2 separate regions of the Homo sapiens genome follow, and region 2 is linked to region 1. Evidence: read pairs that join two places in POLR2A ChIA-PET (ENCODE). Cell type or tissue: Caco-2. All regions are shown on one strand. Links, peaks and the distances in the headings refer to the core of each region. The heading gives the core; the rest is flanking DNA.

Region 1 (9,054 bases), core at 2,269-4,768:
TGAAATCCCAGCACTTTGGGAGGCCGAGGTGGGCAGATCATGAGATCAGGAGATCTAGACCATCCTGGCCAACATGGTAAAACCCCGTCTCTCTACTAAAAATACAAAAATTAGCTGGGTTTGGCGGCGCCTGCTTCTAATCCCAGCTACTCGGGAGGCTGAGGCAGGAGAATCGCTTGAAGCCGGGAGGCGGAGGTTGCAGTGAGCCGAGATCGTGCCACTGAACTCTGGCCTGGCGACAGAGCGAGACTCCATCTCAAAACAAAACAAAAACTTCGGTGCTTTAAAGGACACCATCAAGAAAATTAAAAGTCCACCCACAGAACGGGAGAAAATATTTGTAAGTTACATATCTGATAAGGGAATTGTATCTAGAATGGAGGAAACTTACAACTCAACAATAAAAAGACAATTGAAAAATGCACAAAGGATATGAATATTTTTCCAGTGCATTATGCAAATGGCCAATAAGCACCAGAAGATGCTCAGCTCAACTGGTAGAGGCTTACGCCTGTGACCCCAGCGCTGAGAGGCCAGGAACTCCAGACCAGCCTGGGCAAAACAGAAATTAAAAATGCTCAACATTATTAGGCATTAGGGAGATGCAAATCAAAACTACAAATAGATGCCACATCACACCTCCTACGATGGCTGTAATCAAAAAGACAAGCGTCAGCAGGGGTGTGGAGAAACGGGAATCTCTCTCCTGCTGGTGGGAATGTAAGAGGCTACACTCGCTATGGAAAACAGGCTGGCAGTTCCTGAAAGGTTAGAGTTAACACAACACTCGGCAAATCCCCCTTTTAGATATATAGCCAAGAGAAATGAAAGCATATGTCCACACAAAAACATGTGTGTTCTTAGTAATATTATTCATAATAGCCCAAAGTGGAAGCAATCCTAGGGTATATCAATTGATGAATGGGTGAATATGGTATAGTTTGTTTAAGGGAATACTATTCAGCCATAAAAAGGAATGAAGTACGGCACATGAATCCATCTTGAAGACACACTAATATATGATTCCATTTATATAAGATGCCCAGAATAGGCAAATCCATAGAGACAGAATGATTAGTGGCTGCCTAGGGCTTCCAGGGGGTCAGGGGAAATATGGAGCGATTCATGGGTTTTTTGAAGGGGAGTGATGAAAATGTTCTAACGTTGACTGTGGTAATGGTTGGACAGCTCTGAGAACGCGAATACACTAAAAGACATGGAAGTGCCGGGCGCAGTGGCTCATGCCTGTAATCCCAGCGCTTTGGGAGGCCAAGGCAGGCGGATCGCGAGGTCAGGAGATCGAGACCATCCTGGCTAAGACAGTGAAACCCCGTGTCTACTAAAAATACAAAAAATTAGCTGGACATGGTGCGGGCGCCTGTAGTCCCAGATACTCAGGAGGCTGAGGCAGGAGAATGGTGTGAACCCGGGAGGCGGAGCTTGCAGTGAGCCAAGATCGCACCATTGCACTCCAGCCTGGGCGACAGAGCGAGACTCCATCTCAAAAACAAAAAAAAGATATGGAAGTGTACACTTGAAGTGGATAAGCTTTATGGTATGCAAATTGGTATGGTATGGTAAATTATATCTCAATGAAGTTGTTTTTTAAAAAATCACCCCACCTACCCTATCCCAGGCTTCCCCAGGAGGTAACTAAAGGTAATGAGCTTCTTTGGCTGCTTCCAGAACTTTCCCAAGCACATCAAATGCATCAGAACCTAACCACTTGACTGAGGGATGAGCATTTTCACTGTTGCAAGTAACCCTCTTGCACCAACACTGACACTAATGTGTATTTTGCAGAACAAATTTGTGGATTGGCCTCACCAGGGTGAAGGGTACGTGCATTTGAAATGGCTCAACAGTACCAACAGGTGCGTTTTCTTGCACAGGGCTGCATAACATTTTTTTTTTTTTTTTGAGACAGAGTCTCGCTCTATCACCCAGGCTGGAGGGCAGTGGCACAATCTCAGTTCACTGCAAGCTCCACCTACCAGGTTCACATCATTCTCCTGCCTCAGCCTCCCAAGTAGCTGGGACTACAGGTGCCCGCCACCACACCAGGCTAATTTTTTTTTTTTTTTTGAGATGGAGTCTTGCTCTGTCGCCCAGGCTGGAGTGCAGTGGCACGATCTCAGCTCACTGCAAGCTCCACCTCCCAGGTTCACACCATTCTCCTGCCTCAGCCTCCCCAGTAGCTGAGACTACAGGCGCCCGCCACCACGTCCGGCTAATTTTTTTGTATTTTTAGTAGAGACGGGGTTTCACCGCGTTAGCCAGGATGGTCTCGATCTCCTGACCTCTTGATCCACCCGCCTCGGCCTCTCAAAGTGCTGGGATTACAGGCGTGAGCCACCGTGCCCGGCCTGCATAACATTTTTTTTTTTCCTGAAATTCCCAGAAAGGAAAATGGTGTCTTGTTCTATGTTGCATTTCTTTGATTGAGAGGGAGAGCTGCATCACTTAATTATTTGCAGAGAATTGCTTTTCTTGTTTTCTTTACAGGTGGTCTGTTCTTGGATGGTCTGGCTGTGTTCTTTCTGAGGAATACATAACCTCTGCTACACATTTTGCAAGGCTTTATCCCCGTTGTCCATGTTTTGATTTTATGTATAATCAAAAGGTTTGTGAGTTCTCCCGCACTTCCCAGGAGTGCCTCTGGGATGGAAATGAGACTGCAGGAGCAGGGCTTGAGGCTGGAGGGGTGAGATGGGACAGATGGGGGTGGGGGAACCCAGGGCAGTGGCCGGTGGTGGTAATGGAGGCCTCCTCACAGGGACCCTCACAGCGACCATGCGAATGGAGCAGGACTGTGACTCAGGTCTCGCTCTTCTGACCTAATCGTGCTGCTGCCCCAATGGGCAGAACCTTGGGGCTCCAGACTGGACATCTCTGGGCTCAAAGGATCCCACTGTTCCCCCGGTTACCCTCTCAGGGTTGGCCTCCTGCCAGTAACCCTGGCACTCATTGTTCATTCTTCTGACTATCGTCAGTCATAATGAGAGCTCGAACTGGTGAAAGTGCAGGGAGCTCACCATGACCCCAGCCCACAGAGGTCCTGGGTGCGTCCCTGCCCTCGAAGCAGCACTCTGGATCCCAGCGCCACCCTCATGTCCATGTTTGCACCTCATTGGCTGTGACAGAAATGAGACATCATTGTCACACGCTGGCCTGAGGGTCAGTGGGCCTTGCTTTGGACCTCAGTTTCCCCACCAGTAACAGGGTTCAGAGCAGATGGTCCCTGAGTGAGTCCCAGCTCTAAGTTCTCCCAGGGTCTCCTGGACAATGAAGCACCAGGGCCAACCTCCATTTGCTACAGGGGACATCCTCAGGCTCTTCTCTGCTAAGACCCCACACCTCCAAGTCTCCTCATTTTACCTTTAAATAGCTGTTTCATGACCTGCTTTTTTGACGGTAAGTAGATTTTTGGAAACTGAAACCCCTGACCCTTCCTCCCAGCCTGGGCCTGCCCTTGGCAGGATAGGAGGCCTTATCGGTCCTGCCACTTGGTCTGGGCCTCAAAGGGCCACCGCCATCTGCAGGAGGGCCGGGTGGGGTTCACAGACGCTATCTGGGACTTGCCTGGACACCTCCACCTTCTCAGCTGAGTGTTGCTGCCCCACCAGGGAGAACCACTCACACACAGTAGTAATAGAAATAATTTAAAATTCATGCTGCAAGTTCCTGAGCGCCCTCCCAACACTGAGGTGGGGGCTAGTCTAATCCCCATCCTAGAGGTGAAAACAGTGAAACTAGGACTCACAAGGCAAATTAGCCTGTTCAGGGTCACCGAGGGTCCACTCTCATGGGAGAGTTTGCAGATGCCCAATCCGGCATTCTGCTGAGTGTCCAGTGGCTTGTAAGTGGCCAGACACCCTTTGAGCTCAGCCTCAGCTGCTCAGGCACAGAACGTGCCTGGAGCTTGGAATTCAGGCCAGAAACCACCAGTGGACACCAGCATTCCACACTCACTGCACAGGCTGGGGCTCAAACCAAGGCCCAGGGACAGGAAGGGACAAGCCCCAGCCCCAGCCGGACTCCCAGCCCACACAAACCATCAGGGCTTGTTTCCTGCTCCATGGAAGCCTCAGACATGTTTCATAACCTCCTGGAGCCTCCGTTTCCTTATCTTTCCAATGTAATGATGCCCATGTGCAGTGGCTCACGCCTGTAATCCCAAGCACTTTAGGAGGCCGAGGTGGGTGGATCACTGGAGCTCAGGAGTTTGAGGCCAGCCTGGGCAACATGGCAAAACGCCATCTCTACTAAAAACACAAATATTACCCAGGCATAGTGGCACATGCCTATAGTCCCAGCTACTCAGGAGGCTGAGGTGGGAGGATCACCTGAGCTTGGGAAGTTGAGCCTGCAGTGAGCCAAGATTGTCACACTGCACTCTAGCCTGGAGGACAGAGTAAGAAGACCCTGTAACAAAACAAAACATAACAAAACAAACAAACAAAAAACCCAACTAATGACAATAAAATAAACCCTCCCTCACAGGGTGGTTGTGAGGATAAAGCACCCAGAATGAAGAGTGTTGCTGCCATGTGCAGAACTTAGAAAGTGCTCAACAGATGCCAGCCAAACAGACATGGACTCCCCTCAACACAGTCAACCCAAGGTTGACTGTCACCAAACGCAAAAGACCACACTGTAAAGCTTTTAGAAATGTGGTCTAGTGGCCGGGCACTGTGGCTCATGCCTGTAATCTCAGCACTTTGGAAGGCTGAGGCGGGCGGATCACAGGGTCAGGAGTTCGAGACCAGCCTGACCACCTGACCAACGTGGTAAAACCCCGTCTCTACTAAAGATTCAAAAAATTAGCCGGGTGTAGTGCTACGTGCCTGTAATCCCAGCTGCTCGGGAGGCTGAGGCAGGAGAATCGCTTGAACCCAGGAGGCGGAGGTACAGTGAGCTGAGATCGCGCCATTGCACTCCAGCCTGGGAGACAGAGAGAGACTCCGTCTCAAAAAAAAAAAAAAAAAAAAAGTTAGCCGGGTGGTAGTGGCATGTACCTGTAATCCCAGCTACTTGGGAGGCTGAGGTAGGAGAATCGCTTGAGCCTGGGAGGTAGAGGGTTGCGGTGAGCCAAGATGGCGCCACTGCACTCCAATCTGGGCGAGACACTGAGACCCTGTCTCAAAAAAAAAAAAAAAATGTGGTCTAGGAGACTCTCTTCACTTTGAGATAAAATTTGCATCACGTAAAGATAACCATTTTAACGAGAGCAAGTCAACGGCATTCAGCACATTCAGAGTGTTGTGCAACAACCACTTCTCCCTGGTTCCAGGACATTTTCATCGCCTCAGATGGAAACGCCCTCCTCACGGAGGCATCTCTCCCGGCCTTTGTCCTCCCCGGCCCTGACAACCACTAATCTACTTTCTGCTGGGATTTGCCCATTCTGGATGTTTCCTAAAAATGGCTTATCTAAGCCCCACAGTTTCATGCAGCACGTAGCCTCTGGTGTGTGACGTCCTTCACTTGGTGTAATGGTTCGAGGCTTGTCCATGTCGTAGCCTGGGTCAGAACTTCATTTTCATGGCTGAATAATATCTCACGGTGTGGAAATATCACAGTTTGCTTATCTGTTCATCCAGTGATGGACATTTGGGTTGTTTCTACCTTTTGGCTATTGGGAATGGAAGGGATAACATTTTTTAATTGGATTTTTAAAGTCACTAGTTTGACTGCATTAAAATTACAAACTTTTGTTTAACGAGAATATCACTAAGATACAGAGTTGGGGAGATCTAACACATAAAAGTGACAAAGGAATTATATCCAGAATATTTTTGAAATTTCTACAAATCAGTGACTGGCAACACAGTGGGAAAGTGGCCAAGACTAAAATACTTTAATAAAGAGGAAACCGAAATGGCCAGTAAATATGGGCTCAACCTCACTAATTATCAGGAAAATGTAAATTAAGACCACAAGAGAAACCACTACACACTCACCAAAAATCACACACCCAATAAAAAGGTAATTTTTTTTTTTTTTTGAGATGAAGTCTCACTCTATTGCCCAGGCTGGAGTACAATGGCGCGATCTTGGCTCACTGCAACCTCCGCCTCCTGGGTTCAAGCGATTCTCCTGCCTCAGCCTCCTGAGTACCTGGGATTACAGGCGCACACCACCACACCCAGCTAATTTTGCATTTTTAAGTAGAGACGGGGTTTCACCATGTGGGCAAGGCTAGTCTCGAACTCCTGACCTCGTGATCTGCCCGCCTTGGCCTCCCAAAGTGCTGAGATTACAGGCATCAGCCACTGTGCCCGGCCTAAAAAAGGCTAAAATTTAAGAAGACCAGGAGTTTGACTGCTATGGTTGGAATGTTTGTCTCCTCTAAAACTCTTGTTGAAACTTAATCCCCAGTGTGGCAGCGTTGAGAGGTGGGGCCTTTGGGGTAAGGAGGTTGGATCATGAGGGTCCTCCCCCAAGGAATGGATTAATGAGTTGTCATGGGAGTGTGGCTGGTGGCTTTATAAGAAGAGAGACCTGGCCGGGCACGGTGGCTGACACCTGTAATCCCAGCACTTTGTGAGGCCGAGATGGGCGGATCACAAGGTCAGGGGATCGAGACCATCCTGGCTAACACAGTGAAACCCTGTCTCTACTAAAAAAAAAATGCAAAAAAATTAGCCGGGCGTGGTGGCGGGCACCTGTAGTCCCAGCTACTAGGAAGGCTGAGGCAGGAGAATGGCGTGAACCTGGGAGGCGGAGCTTGCAGTGAGCCGAGATCGCGCCACTGCCCTCCAGCCTGGGCGACAGAGCAAGACTCTGTCTCAAAAAAAAAAAGAAGAGAGATCTGAGGTGGCACACAAGCATGCTCAGCCCACACGACCTGCGATTAATACTCTGTGCCACTTTGGGACTCTGCACGAGTCCCCACTGGGCTCGAAACTTCTCAGCCTCCGTAACTATAGGAAATAAATTCCTTTTAAAATAAATTCCACAGTCTCAGGTATTCTATTATAAGCAACAGAAAATGGAGTACTACACCGATCATATCAAATGTTTAGAAGGATTTGGAGCAAGGAGAATGCTCGCACACCACTAGGGAAAACATAAGTTGGTTAACCACTGTGAAAAAGTTTGGCATTCTTTACTAAAGTTGAAAATCTATATGCCCTATGACCCAGCAACTTTACTCCTAGGTATGTATGTACAAAATAGAATTTCAGGCATGTGGGTACCAGGTGACATGTAAAGGAATGTTTATTGCAGCATTATTCATAATAGCCAAGAACTAAACAACACAAAGTTCCAGCCCCAGTACAATGAATAAACTGTGGTATATTCCTACAAGGAAATATTAATAGATACAGCAATGAAAATGAACACATATAACATGGCTGGTAAATCTGACATGAGAGAGTGAAAGAAGATGGACATTCAGTGTGCAGACAGTTGGATTAAAAATATTTTTTTAAAGGCCAGGCTTGGTGGCTCACATCTATAATCCTAGCACTTACAGAGGCCAAGGCGGGCAGATCACCTGAGGTCAGGAGTTCAGGACCAGCCTGGCTAACACAGTGAAACCCCATCTCTACTAGAAAATACAAAAATTAGCCAGGTGTGGTGGTGCATGCCTGTAGTCCCAACTACTCGGGAGGCTGAGGCAGGAGAATCACTTGAACCTAGGAGGCGGAGGTTGCAGTGAGCCAAGATCGCATCACTGTACTCCATCCTGGGTGACAGAGCAAGACTGCGTCTCGAAAATAAATAGATAAATAAATAAATAACCAACAGGCCGGGAGCAGTGGCTCATGCCTGTAATCCCAGCACTTTGGGAGGCTGAGGTGGGCAGATCACGAGGTCAGGAGATCAAGACCATCCTGGCTAACACAGTGAAACCCTGTCTCTACTGAAAATACAAAAAAATTAGCCGGGCATGGTGGCGGGCGCCTGTAGTCCCAGCTACTCAGGAGGCTGAGGCAGGAGAATGGCATGAACCCGGGAGGTGGAGCTTGCAGTGAGCCGAGATCATGCCACTGCACTCCAGCCTGAGCGACAGAGCGAGACTCCATCTCAAAAAAATAATAATTAAAAATAAATAAATTAAATAAATAAATAACAGATTGCATAAAGTGGCTCATGCCTGTAATCCAAGCACTTTGGGAGGCCAAGGCAGAAGGATCACTTGAGCCCAGGAGTTCAGGACAAGCCTGAGCAACATGGTGAAACCCCACCTCTACAAAAAAAAAAAAAAAATTAGCTGGGCATGGTGGCATGTGCCTGTGATCCCAGCTACTTGGGAGGCTGAGGCAGGAGGATCACTTAAGCCTGGGAGGTCGAGGCTGCAATGAGCTATGATCGTACCACTGCACTCCAGCCTGGGCAATAGAGCAAGACCCTGTCTCAAAACAAATAAACAAAAGCCAGACAGACACAAATGAGAGCATTCTGTATCGTTTCATTTCTATGAAGGTGAAAAGCAGGCAAAAACAACCAAAGTGCTTGCAGATGCATATCTGAGTAGTTAAAAACTTACTGAAAAGCAGGCCTGGCTCACGCCTTTAATCCCAGCACTTTGGGAAGCGGGCGGATCACGAGGTCAGGAGATCGAGACCATCCTGGCTAACACGGTGAAACCCCGTCTCTACTAAAAATATAAAAAATTAGCCAGGTATGGTGGCTAGTGCCTGTGGTCCCAGCTACTCGAGAGGCTGAGGCAGGAGAATGGCATGAATCCGGGAGGTGGAGCTTGCAGTGAGCTAAGATCGTGCAACTGCACTCCAGCCTGGGCAGCAGAGCGAGACTCCCTCTCAAAAAAAAAAAAACTTACTGAAAAGCAAGAAGTCAGGTGGAGGTTACCTTTGGGGAGGATTGGGGTGCTGTCCGCTTTCTAATAATTCGTTAAACTATAGTCTACATCTTGTGCTATATTTCACAATGGAAAAACAGAAAAGAGCTCCTGCCCATAACGCTGCTTTGCAGGTTTGGAAATTTCAGATTCAATTCCTCTCCTTGCGGGGGCCAAGGATGGGAAGAGCAGGTGGTTCCAGTAGGGAAAGAGGAGGCCCTGGGGCCTCAAAATGGCTAAGG
Region 2 (10,586 bases), core at 5,151-7,650, 170 kb after region 1:
TGCACGGGAAACGTTTGCTGGCCCCTGCTTGTGGCCTAGACCACTGTGCAGTGTGCCTGCCTTGGAGGGCATTGCTAAATGGACCAAAAACATTTCAGGATTGCACAGTGGGCAGCCAGGACAACCAGTGCCCCACGGAAAGATAGGAGATGCCAAGGCTGCACACTCTGCTTCTCTCCAGGAGCTGGCAGGGCAGTGTGGTCTCTGAGGGAGGCACAAGGTAGCTCTTTAGCAACAGGTTTTCTTTTATTTTTTTCTTTTTGAGACGGAGTCTTGCTCTGTCGCCCAGGCTGGAGTGTAGTGGCGCGATCTCGGATCACTGCAAGCCGCTCCCGGGTTCACGCCATTCTCCTGCCTCAGCCTCCCGAGTAGCTGGGACTACAGGTGCCCGCCACCACGCCCGGCTAATTTTTTGTATTATTTAGTAGAGACGGGGTTTCACTGTGTTAACCACGATGGTCTCAATCTCCTGACCCCGTGATCCGCCTGCCTCGGCCTCCCAAACTGCTGGGATTACAGGCATGCGCCACCGCGCCCAGCCCGCAACAGGTTTTCTTTATGAACCCTTTAGAAGATCATTAAAACACGAAAGTCAGATTATACATGGTCTGAATAATTACCCCAGGGTTAAGATAACTCACGCACAACCATCCTTCATGAAAGCCCTCGCCCTCTCCCAGCTATTAGAAAAGCTGCCTTCGGGCTGGGCGCAGTGGCTCATGCCTGTCATCCCAGCACTGTGGGAGGCCGAGGCGGGCGGATCACGAGGTCAGGAGATCGAGACCATCCTGGCTAACACGGTGAAACCCCGTCTCTACTAAAAATACAAAAAATTAGCCAGGTGTGGTGGCGAGTGCCTGTAGTCCCAGCTACTCGGGAGGCTGAGGCAGGAGAATGGCGTGAACCCGGGAGGCGGAGGTTGCAGTGAGGCGAGATTGTGCCACTGCACTCCAGTCTGGGCAACAGAGCAAGACTACGTCTCAAAAAAGAAAAGGAAGAAAGAAAGAAAAGCTGCCTTCGGAAGCACGGCAGCTCCAGGGATCCGTGCCGCACCCAGGGGCCTCTCAGAGCTGCCAGGAGACACAGGACGACTGAAGAGAGCGCCCGACCCAGGGCTGCGTGGCAGACACGGCAACTCCTGAGGCATCCTCGGCTGTCACAGCACCACTGAGTGTTGTGGGCAATGGTGAGCCGAGTCCAGGTCTGGCTCAGCCACGGTGGGCGTCAGGAACAAGTGAATCTAAAACTCACCTAACACTTGCCTCGGGGTTTGTTGAAGTGTCCTGAAGCCACCAACCTACTGGTTTCTTAGACATGATACTTGGATTGGGTAACCTCCACAGGCCTCCGTGGATTAGACACTGACCCCACATCTGTGTCCACAGCCCACAGCCTCTCGAGTGCCATGTGGAATGTTGTGAGCTTGCCGCCAGCACAAAAGCTGAGGGCAGCTGCCCCACCGGAATGATGCTCTTCACCTGTCCACTTTTTACCTCTGATTTGCTTTCGAGTACGTGTAGCAATTTCACATTCCAAATTGTTAAACACTTCAGTACAAACCAAGATGAACAGAATATCAAGAAAAAAAATACCTATTTATTTTAGGTCCTCCCTTTAGGAAACATATGTCCCTTTTCTTGGAGAGAATTAGGAGACTTTTTGAGAAAACTGAGTTGGCAGGTTACTTTTTGTTGTAGTAACAGAGTTTTGGGGAAGAGGGAAACCAGATGCTAGGATGCATGTCAGGCGCTCCGTGGGCTGCACTGCACCCAACCACCTGGCCCGAGGCTTCAGGACCACGGCAGGCACTGCTTCAACTCCAGTAACCTCAAGTCAGGTGCTGCTAAAATCACGTCAACATTTTATTTTGAAGATTCAAAATTAAACGAGGATGAAAGAAACCAGGAGAAGCCACACACAGCAGCTCTGCCCGGAAGGGGCAGGGAGCTGCCCCTGCACTACCACAGCTACCTGGGGAAAAACCAAGGGGCCAAGACCTACGGCAATGTGGGCTGGCTGAATCTGGTTCAGAAACAGAATGTGACAACTTGTTCTCCTCATCTGAAATTCAGGTTTTGGAAAAATGTTTAAAGACAGGCAAATGAAAAGAACAAACCAGCCAGGCACAGTGGCTCATGCCCATAATCCCAGCACTCGTGAGGCTGAAGTGGGTGCAGTTTGCGCCCAGGAGTTGGAGACTGCATAGTGAGGCCTCGTCTCCACAAAAATAATCATCATCATCAGCCGGATGCAGTGGCTCATGCCCGTAATCCCAGCACTCATGAGGCTGAAGTGGGTGCACCGTTTGAGCCTCGGAGTTCGAGACTGCATAGTGAGGCCTCGTCTCCACAAAAATTATAATAATCATTAGCCAGGCGTGGTGGCGCACGCTTGTAGCCTCAGCAACTCTGAAGGCTGAGGCAGAATTGCTTGGGACCAGGAGACAGAAGCTACAGTAAGCCAAGATCGCACCATTGCAGTCCAGCCTGGGTGACAGTGAGATCCTGTCTCAAAATGAAAAGAACCATAAAAATGGTACATACAGTGGGACCATCACTTAAAACATATTCATAAAAAGATGGGCAGAATCACCAGTAGGTGAGAAGTCCCTCTCTCCTCCTCCAGCCCTATCCAGATCTCCAGGCTTTCCTCATGGAGAACCCAGCTAAGCGGGAAAGACATCTGGGACACCACTGGCCGCAGTGGGGATGGAGGGTGGTGGTCCGCGGGCTCCAGCTGCTCACAAGTTCATAGCCGCTGGCTTCCTCCAATGCTGAGGCTGCTGCAGGGAGACCCTGGTTCCTGCGGCTCGGCCCCAGCCCTGGCTAGGATGGCTGGTGGGCAGGTGGCGTGTGGCGCACAGACCAGAGCTGGGAAGGTCTGAGCTTCATGGGTAACCAAAACCCCAAATGACCCCCACAGGCTGGCAGCCAGTGCCCTACTGCAACAAGACTGTTGGCATCATCTAATGGCTGGGGTGTACATAGGTCCCAAAAAGCCAGCTGCGAAGCACAGGGGAAGAGGTCATAAAACAAGCACGTTCCTACACATGGGGTTTCCCTGGACAATGAAAGAATAAGCTTCTGCCTGTCACCTCGAGCGTCACACATGTGTGGCCCAGGCCTCAGCACAACCACAGCATCTTCCCTCACTCCTGCTCCCAGCCCCTTGCCAAGTGGGTGACAGGGACAAGACAGGACCCTGTACTGCACCAGCGTCGGCAGAAACGCCACCCTCAGGGACCACATCACTCGCCACAGCCAGTGGTGAGGCAGCTGGCCTGTGCCTGTCTTTAAGCTGAAACCCCAGACTCTGAAAACCAAAGAGCAAACTCTAGCCCGGGCAGCCTACAGACTGTCTTAGGTTCACCCTCGATCCTTCCTCATAGGGAGGTCCCAGCAGCCCTGGTCACAGAGAGAAGCAACCGACACAAAGCTGAGCCCTCACTTGTACTGCTTGGAGGACAGCCTCTGCGGTACAGCCTGCCTGCATGTCCAGACGCACTCTCACTGAGACCTGGGGAGCCAGGAAACACTTTTCCTGAAGACAAAGCCCAGGCATCTCTGGGTCAGCACGAAGCCCCCTCTGAGCTGGCCGCGCTCTGCAGCAGGGTGGGACTTACACGCTGCCATCCGCAAGAAACAGGGTGTCTGGGGCAGGACTTACACATTGCTGTCCTCAAGGGACAAGGTGTCTGGGACCGGACTTACACACTGCTGTCCGTGAGGGACTGGGTATCCGGGGCGGGACTTACACGCTGCTGTCCGTGAGGGACAGGGTGTCTGCATCGCTGGACAGGCTCTGCTGCTCGCTGTCGTTGGCACTGGTGGCTGGGGCCAGGGCATAGCCGGCATTGACATAATAGGGGTTGACTGGCTCCCGCCAGGATCCATACCTGCAAACAGGCAAGCAGGGCATGTTAGTGACAGCCTGCCAACAGCCTCTCATTTTATTTCACATTTTCATGTTATCTGAATATCTCAATGTATTAATTAAAAACACAAGCAATTTGGAGAAAATAAGGAGCATGGAGAAAAGACCAACATCTCCACCTGTCCTCTTGTCCCTCTGTCCTTTTCAACGGGGTGCATTAAAGCACCGGGCATCTTTCCAGATCTCTCCTCTGATTTTAGGCGGGGGCTTTGGTGCACACACAGAGCATCCACACGTGATCATTTGGGTTTGTTTTCCGTGCACGGTACTAGAAATGGGACGCAGATGTTCTGCTCATTCTGCAGTGCGCGTCGGGAGAGGACACTGGGTTTTGATCAGGATGAGGCCCTTGGGATTCAGCTCAGACGTCTCTGCACCTGTGCCCAAGTCCAAGCATGGCCACGGGACTGATGTCAGGGCCGGTATGTGACAGTGTGTGTGGGTGGTGCCACCTCCTGTCCCCCTACCTAGAGCAGAGGTTCCTCCCCAGCTCCTGGGACGATTCACCTCCTCTTGTTACTGCAAAATTAGCCAGGAAATGACACCTTTTTTCAATCTGCACTTCCCTGATTAATGGTCAGATTGGCAGTTTAGCGTATTTGTCATTTAAACTTCTTCCTCTTTATCTGTTCATATGGTTTACCATTTTCTATGGGGTGGATTATGAGTTTCTTGGTGATTTACAGAAGTCTTCAAATAGACTTGTTATTAATCTCTGGTTATATACGCAAAAAACATTTTCTCCCTAAATGTCATTTTTCTTTTTAACATTGCTCAGGTTGATTTTGGTCAAACAAAATTTTTCATTTCTATGAAATCAGACAGGCCGGGTGCGGTGGCTCATGCCTTTAATCCCAGCACTTTGGGTGGCCGAGGCAGGCAGATCACGAGGTCAGGAGATCGAGACCATCCTGGCTAACACAGTGAAACCCCGTCTCTACTAAAAATACAAAAAATTAGCTGGGCGTGGTGGCGGGCGCCTGTAGTCCCAGACTACTTCGGAGGCTGAGGCGGGAGAATAGCGTGAACCTGGGAGGCGGAGCTTGCAGTAAGCTGAGATCACGCCACTGCACTCCAGCCTGGGTGACAGAGCAAGACTCTGTCTCAAAAGAAAAAAAAAAAAAAAAAAAAGAACAGCCTGACCAACATGGTGAAACCCCATCTCTAGTAAAAATACAAAAATTAGCTAGGTGTGGTGGCACGCACCTGTAATCCCAGCTACTTGGGAGGCTGAGGCAAGAGAATCGCTTGAACCCGGGAGGCAGAGATTGCAGTAAGCTGAGATCGCAGCACTGCACTCCAGCCTGGGCGACAGAGTAAGACTCTGTCTCAAAAATAAAATAAATAAATCAATCAGATATTCCAATCTTTTCCTTTATTTATTTATTTATTTTCTATTTTGGAAACACAGTCCTTCCTTATTCCAGAATTACACATATATTCTATTTTTCTTTATATGCTCCAGTTTTTTTTAGACCTTCACCTGAAATGTGTGTATACAAAATCTAGGCCAGTCCAGCAGAGCCTAAAGGTAAAAAATAAAATAATAAAAAATAAATAAAATCTAGCTCACTCCTTCACATCAAAATGGAGATACAGCTGTTAGCATTAAATACCAAATAACCCATCTTGTCCTCAATAATTTTAAGCGCCTCTCTCCACCACATCTAACTCCTGTCAAAGGCATGTGCCCCTTCCGGGCGCTCTGCTGTGCTGCCAACCAACTGGCATGTGGACTCTGCAGGGTCCCTAACTGCCAAGCCCCACAGTGTGCCCTGAGGCTGCCCCTTCCTTCTAGCGGCTGCCCCCACTCGGCTTTGCTTTCCCTAGTTTCAGTTACTTGCGTTCAGCCAAGGTCTGAAACTAGGTGCGCACAGAGCGGTAAGACTGCGAGAGAAAGAGACCAGCTTTACAGGGGGTTTATCACAGTGCACCCTGACAGTCGTCAGCCTCACAGGGGGTTTATCACATTGCACCCTGACAGTCGTCAGCCTCACAGGGGGTTTATCACAGTGCACCCTTACAATCATTCCATTTGATTCACAATTTTTTTAGTCTCTACTGTGCCTAACTTGTAAGTTAAATTTGATCAGAGGTGTGTTCCCAGAGGGGAAAACAGTATATACAGGGTTCAGTACTATCGCATTTCAGGCCTCCACCTGGGTCTTGGAATGTGTCCCCCGAGGGGTGATGACTACCTCAGTTGGATCTCCACAGGTCACAGTGACACAAGATAACCAAGACACCTCCCAAGGCTACCACAATGGGCCGCCCTCCACGTGCACATGGCCGGAGGAACTGCCATGTCGGAGGTGCAAGCACACCTGCGCATCAGAGTCCTTGGTGTGGAGGGAGGGACCAGCGCAGCTTCCAGCCATCCACCTGATGAACAGAACCTAGGGAAAGCCCCAGTTCTACTTACACCAGGAAAGGCCCTTTGACAAGATGGGAGGGGGGCAGGCAGCCCAGCACCTTGGACTCTGGTGACATGGGATGCCTGGGGAGATGAGCGAGCACTGCGAGCTGGGGACAGCCTGTGGCGGTGCTGGGCAGGGCCTCGCTGCACGGGGCCATTTCCCCTGGGGCTGTGGCCTCCATGCCCTCTGGAGGGTATCGCATGGGGCCAGAACACACAAGCAGGGCCTTTCATACGAACAGTGCTGGTGACCGTGCTCAGCTGCTCGGGAGGCAGGTGCAGGACCCCATGCCACAATGGAAAACACGGTTCACGATGTCAGGCCCCTGCCAGGGCCGATGTCCACGAGTCCCTCTGACCCACCCACTGTGGCCTGGTCGCTCACTGCAGGCCACAGACAGTCACGGCCAGGTGACGGCAGCCTCAGGCTGACAGCAACCATGGGGCCGCTCTTGGGAAATGGGTTCTCTGGAAACACCGACCACCGGTGGCTGGGCTTTGTAAGTTTGGTTCACTCCTCGTCTCCTCTCTGTACCTGACATAGAGCAGATAAAATGATACCAGCCTGCAGCTTCAGGCTCTTTGCTTTAAGCATCATGCAGTATTTATAAATGACACCATTATTCCTTTGATACTTAAAGCCACAGCTGCTCAGCAGCTACTGATATTATCACTGTAACAACCACTGCAGCCAACCTCAGATCTCAGGTTAAGTACTAAAGTCTCCCTATTACTATGAAGGAACACTGAACTTTGGTAACTTTCTATAAACATCTATTTGGCCAAATAAAAACATTTCAAATGGAAGAGAGAAGGCCACTGCCGCACAGAAGTTTAAGAAGTCTACGTCCACGGCACACGGGTGCATCTGTAGCCCACGGCACTTGGTGCGTCTGTAGCCCACAGCACACGGCGCGTCTGTAGCCCACGGCACATGGCGTGTCTGTCTTGGCACGCACTGGAAGCACGTGCCCTGCCCTCATGCTGCCATGGGGCTCACACCTGTCCCGTCACTTGGGAGCCACATACAGCAGAACGAAGCCTTCTGTGTTCATGTGTCCAATTCCAAATCCTTCTCCCACTCTGACTTCCCAGGTGTGCCTTTCACATTTTTGGAAAACCTGTTTGTCTTTAAAATGAGAAGCAGGAGAAACGCAGGTTTCCCATTTTCCACAAGCTCCAGCACACAGCAAGTTCCACTGCACACAAGCACCAAGGTCAGGCAGCAAAGGGGAGAGAAGCGGGAGAAGGCGGCTGGGAGAAAAGAAAAGGAAGAAGGGCAGCCTGTTTACTATTGATCTTCGTAACAATCCCAGACAACTGCCCTGGCTCTCAGGATCTGCCCTCAGCACTCAGATGGCTCCTGTACCTGAAGACACAGGCGGCCGGGCTTGGCCTTCACTACCAGCAGATGCGACCAAGAACGTTCTGGTCAAAGACACGTCCAAGGGGAGGTCACATGGGAGTTCCAGGATCCCCCCATATAGCTGGGATCCAGTGGCGGGAGGGGCATGTGCTCGCGTGCCTGCCTGTGCGTGCGCCTATGGATGCGTGCTTTGTGTGTGCATGCCCACGTATCCATCTGTGTGCGCGCCCGCATGCCCATGTGTGCACCTGTATGCCCGCCCTTCACGAGCACCTCCACCTACACCTGCACTTCTCAGACAGTGGAGATGCTGACCCCTGGCTGTGTGCGGTGAGAATGCGGCTGGGGCCTTGGTGAGAGCGGCTCTGACCCCTGGCTGTGCAGAGAGAATGCAGCCGGGGCCTTGGTGAGAGTGGCTCTGACCCCTGGCTGTGTGTGGAGAGAATGCGGCCGGGGCCTTGGTGAGAGCGGCTCTGGCTGTGCGGAGAGAATGCGGCCGGAGACTTGGTGAGAGCTGTGCCCAGCCCCCCACGCTGATGACCTCAAACAGGAAAACGTGCACAGCTCTTCTGGAACAGGTGCCAGGACTCAGGCAGAGTCCGGGGACACAGAGGCTGGGAGACCCTGTAGAGCCAGGTAGTGACAGACTCCTCGCAACTCTTCTGTGTGTTCAAAGGCTTTCTTTAGGGTCCGGTGTGGTGGCGCACACCTAGAATCCCAGCGACTTGGGAGGGTAAGGCAGGAGACTCGCTGGAGCCCGGGAGTCTGCAGTAAGATATGATCACGCCACTGTGTTCCAGCCTGTGCTCCAGACTCTGTCTCAAAAACAAAAATGTCGTGGAGAGGAGGCATGAGAAGACACGGTGACTTAGGGAAAAACGTGCCCATCACAGAAGGGAAAGTCCAGTGGAGCGGTGAGGAGGCGCTGATGGCAGAATCAATGCCCAGGAGCTGTGTCATAAACAAACACCTGTGGGGTTTGACAGCTACAAGGACCCTATTAGCTTCAAGGCAACAGGAAATGAGAAGCCATGAGGCGGCCAGTGCACTCTAGGCTGGCCTAGGAGGCCCAAATGTCAGGGCCACACAGAAGGTCTCCCCTGCCCAGGTGTTCATGGATGGTGGAGAAAGGTGCTCCTCCTGCCCCAGGAAGGCACCTCTCTGGGACTCCCGCGGCTGCTCCCACATCCAGCATGGCCACGGCACCGGCTCTCTGGTCACTGTGGTACTTTCATCTTCCGTCTTTTCACATTTAACCATTCTATATTCTTCTACTTGTGTAAGCAGCCTGCCTTTTAAAAAGGTAGCATAACAATTTTTCCTTTTAATGAGGCTGTCTGGTCCGGTTACATTTAGTGTGATGTGGAGGGAGCTGGGCCACCGTCGGATCGGGTTGGTTTATCACATCTGCTCTACTTCCTTTTGCTCTTTCTTGCCTTCTTTGGGGTATTTTTTGCTTTCCATTTCCTCCCTCTGAAAAAGTAAATGTTGTACAGTTCTTTCATTGGTTCCTGTGCCTGGACATGTCTCAATCCCACACATCACACCTGCCTCTTCCCAGGCCGCATGAGAACCTCAGAACCGACAGCCCCCCACACACTCACAAGCAACGCATTTCCTGCACTGACATTTTCTTTTTTATTCCCTGGACTCCCACCTTAGCTTCCCAGGTAGGTGGGACAACAGGCGCACACTACCACTCCTGGCTACTTTTTCATTTTTTATATAGATGAGGTCTCACTATGTCACCCAGGCTGGTCTTGAACTCTTGGGCTCAAGTCATCTGCCCACCTCGGTGTCCGAATGTGCTGGGATTACAGGCATGAGCCATCATGCCTGGCCACAAATCAGATCATTTTAATTACTGAACTGCAAAGGGGTAAATGCTTTAAAAGGATTCCAGCAAGGTAAGATGACAACACCAATAATGCAACATAGGGGCGGATAAAATCTAAACAGAAAAGTTACACAAAATTATGATGCTTCGCTGTGATGGTTTCATGGAGAAATTTAGAAACAGGTCAAGCTTCACAGCATCCCTCCACATCCCTTAACACACACGTGCAAATTTGAGAGAGTTCCAGCTTTCCTCATCAATTACCTTTAAAATTACTAAGTACACTCAAGAATATAAAAATTAAAAACAAATATATATGTATATATGTAAATGTATATATGTGTGTATATATGTATATATGCATACGTATATGCGTGTGTGTGTATATATATATATATATATATTTTTTTTTTTTTTGAGACGGAGCCTCGCTCTTTCGCCCAGACTGGAGTGCAGTGGCGCGATCTCGGCTCACTACAACCTCCGCCTCCTGGGTTCAATCGATTCTCCTGCCTCAGCCTCCCGAGTAGCTGGGACTCCAGGCACACGTCACCACGCCCGGCTAATTTTTGTATTTTTAGTAGAGACAAGGTTTCGCCGTGTTGGTCAGGCTGGTCTCGAACGCCTGACCTTGTGATCTGCCCGCCTCGGCCTCCCAAAGTGCTGGGATTACAGGCTTAAGCCACTGCGCCTGCCCACAAAAAATGTTTCATGCCAAAAGACCACCTGGTGTGACGGATGCCACCCAGAACATGGGAAGAGGAGGCTGGAGGTAGATCTGGCCCTGGGAATCACCCGAAACCACTGCTACAGGCCCTCCTGCCTCCTGCTACCCACGCTCTGGGATGCTCTGGGCCCGCTGCTCTCTGTGCCTTCCATACCCAGGCAGGAGCCGCCACCCTCCCTGGTAGTAAGGCACCACATTTCCATACCCAGGCAGGAGCCGCCACCCTCCCTGGTAGTAAGGCACCACATGGCACCTGCTGGTGACAACCACTATGGGGAAACAGCAAACAGCAGCCCCAGGAGAGCTC

What was found. ChIA-PET counts read pairs that join two places held together with the same protein. Peaks named below come from ENCODE experiments on the same cell type or tissue, not always from the same donor. Only the 100,000 strongest peaks of a DNase experiment are listed, where the experiment ranks them.
Region 2: POLR2A ChIA-PET joins it to region 1 with 10 read pairs; 6 of 35 experiments call an interaction of 5 or more read pairs at or near these places.

The regions. Positions count from the first base shown.
Region 1 is chr16:139,676-148,729 of GRCh38, forward strand. No RefSeq gene overlaps it. Among named protein-coding and RNA genes, the nearest start is that of NPRL3, 5.5 kb to the left of the region's middle. RefSeq lists cis regulatory regions at 3,280-3,798, 5,182-5,578. In Caco-2, for the core only: no CTCF peak of the experiment used is centred there; no DNase peak of the experiment used is centred there.
Region 2 is chr16:310,789-321,374 of GRCh38, forward strand. It overlaps AXIN1 (axin 1), which reads right to left. Exons shown (of 11, transcript NM_003502.4): 3 at 3,755-3,895. Among named protein-coding and RNA genes, the nearest start is that of PDIA2, 33 kb to the left of the region's middle. RefSeq lists enhancers at 5,957-6,710, 6,711-7,462, 7,463-8,216. In Caco-2, for the core only: no CTCF peak of the experiment used is centred there; a DNase peak (open chromatin) is centred at 6,220.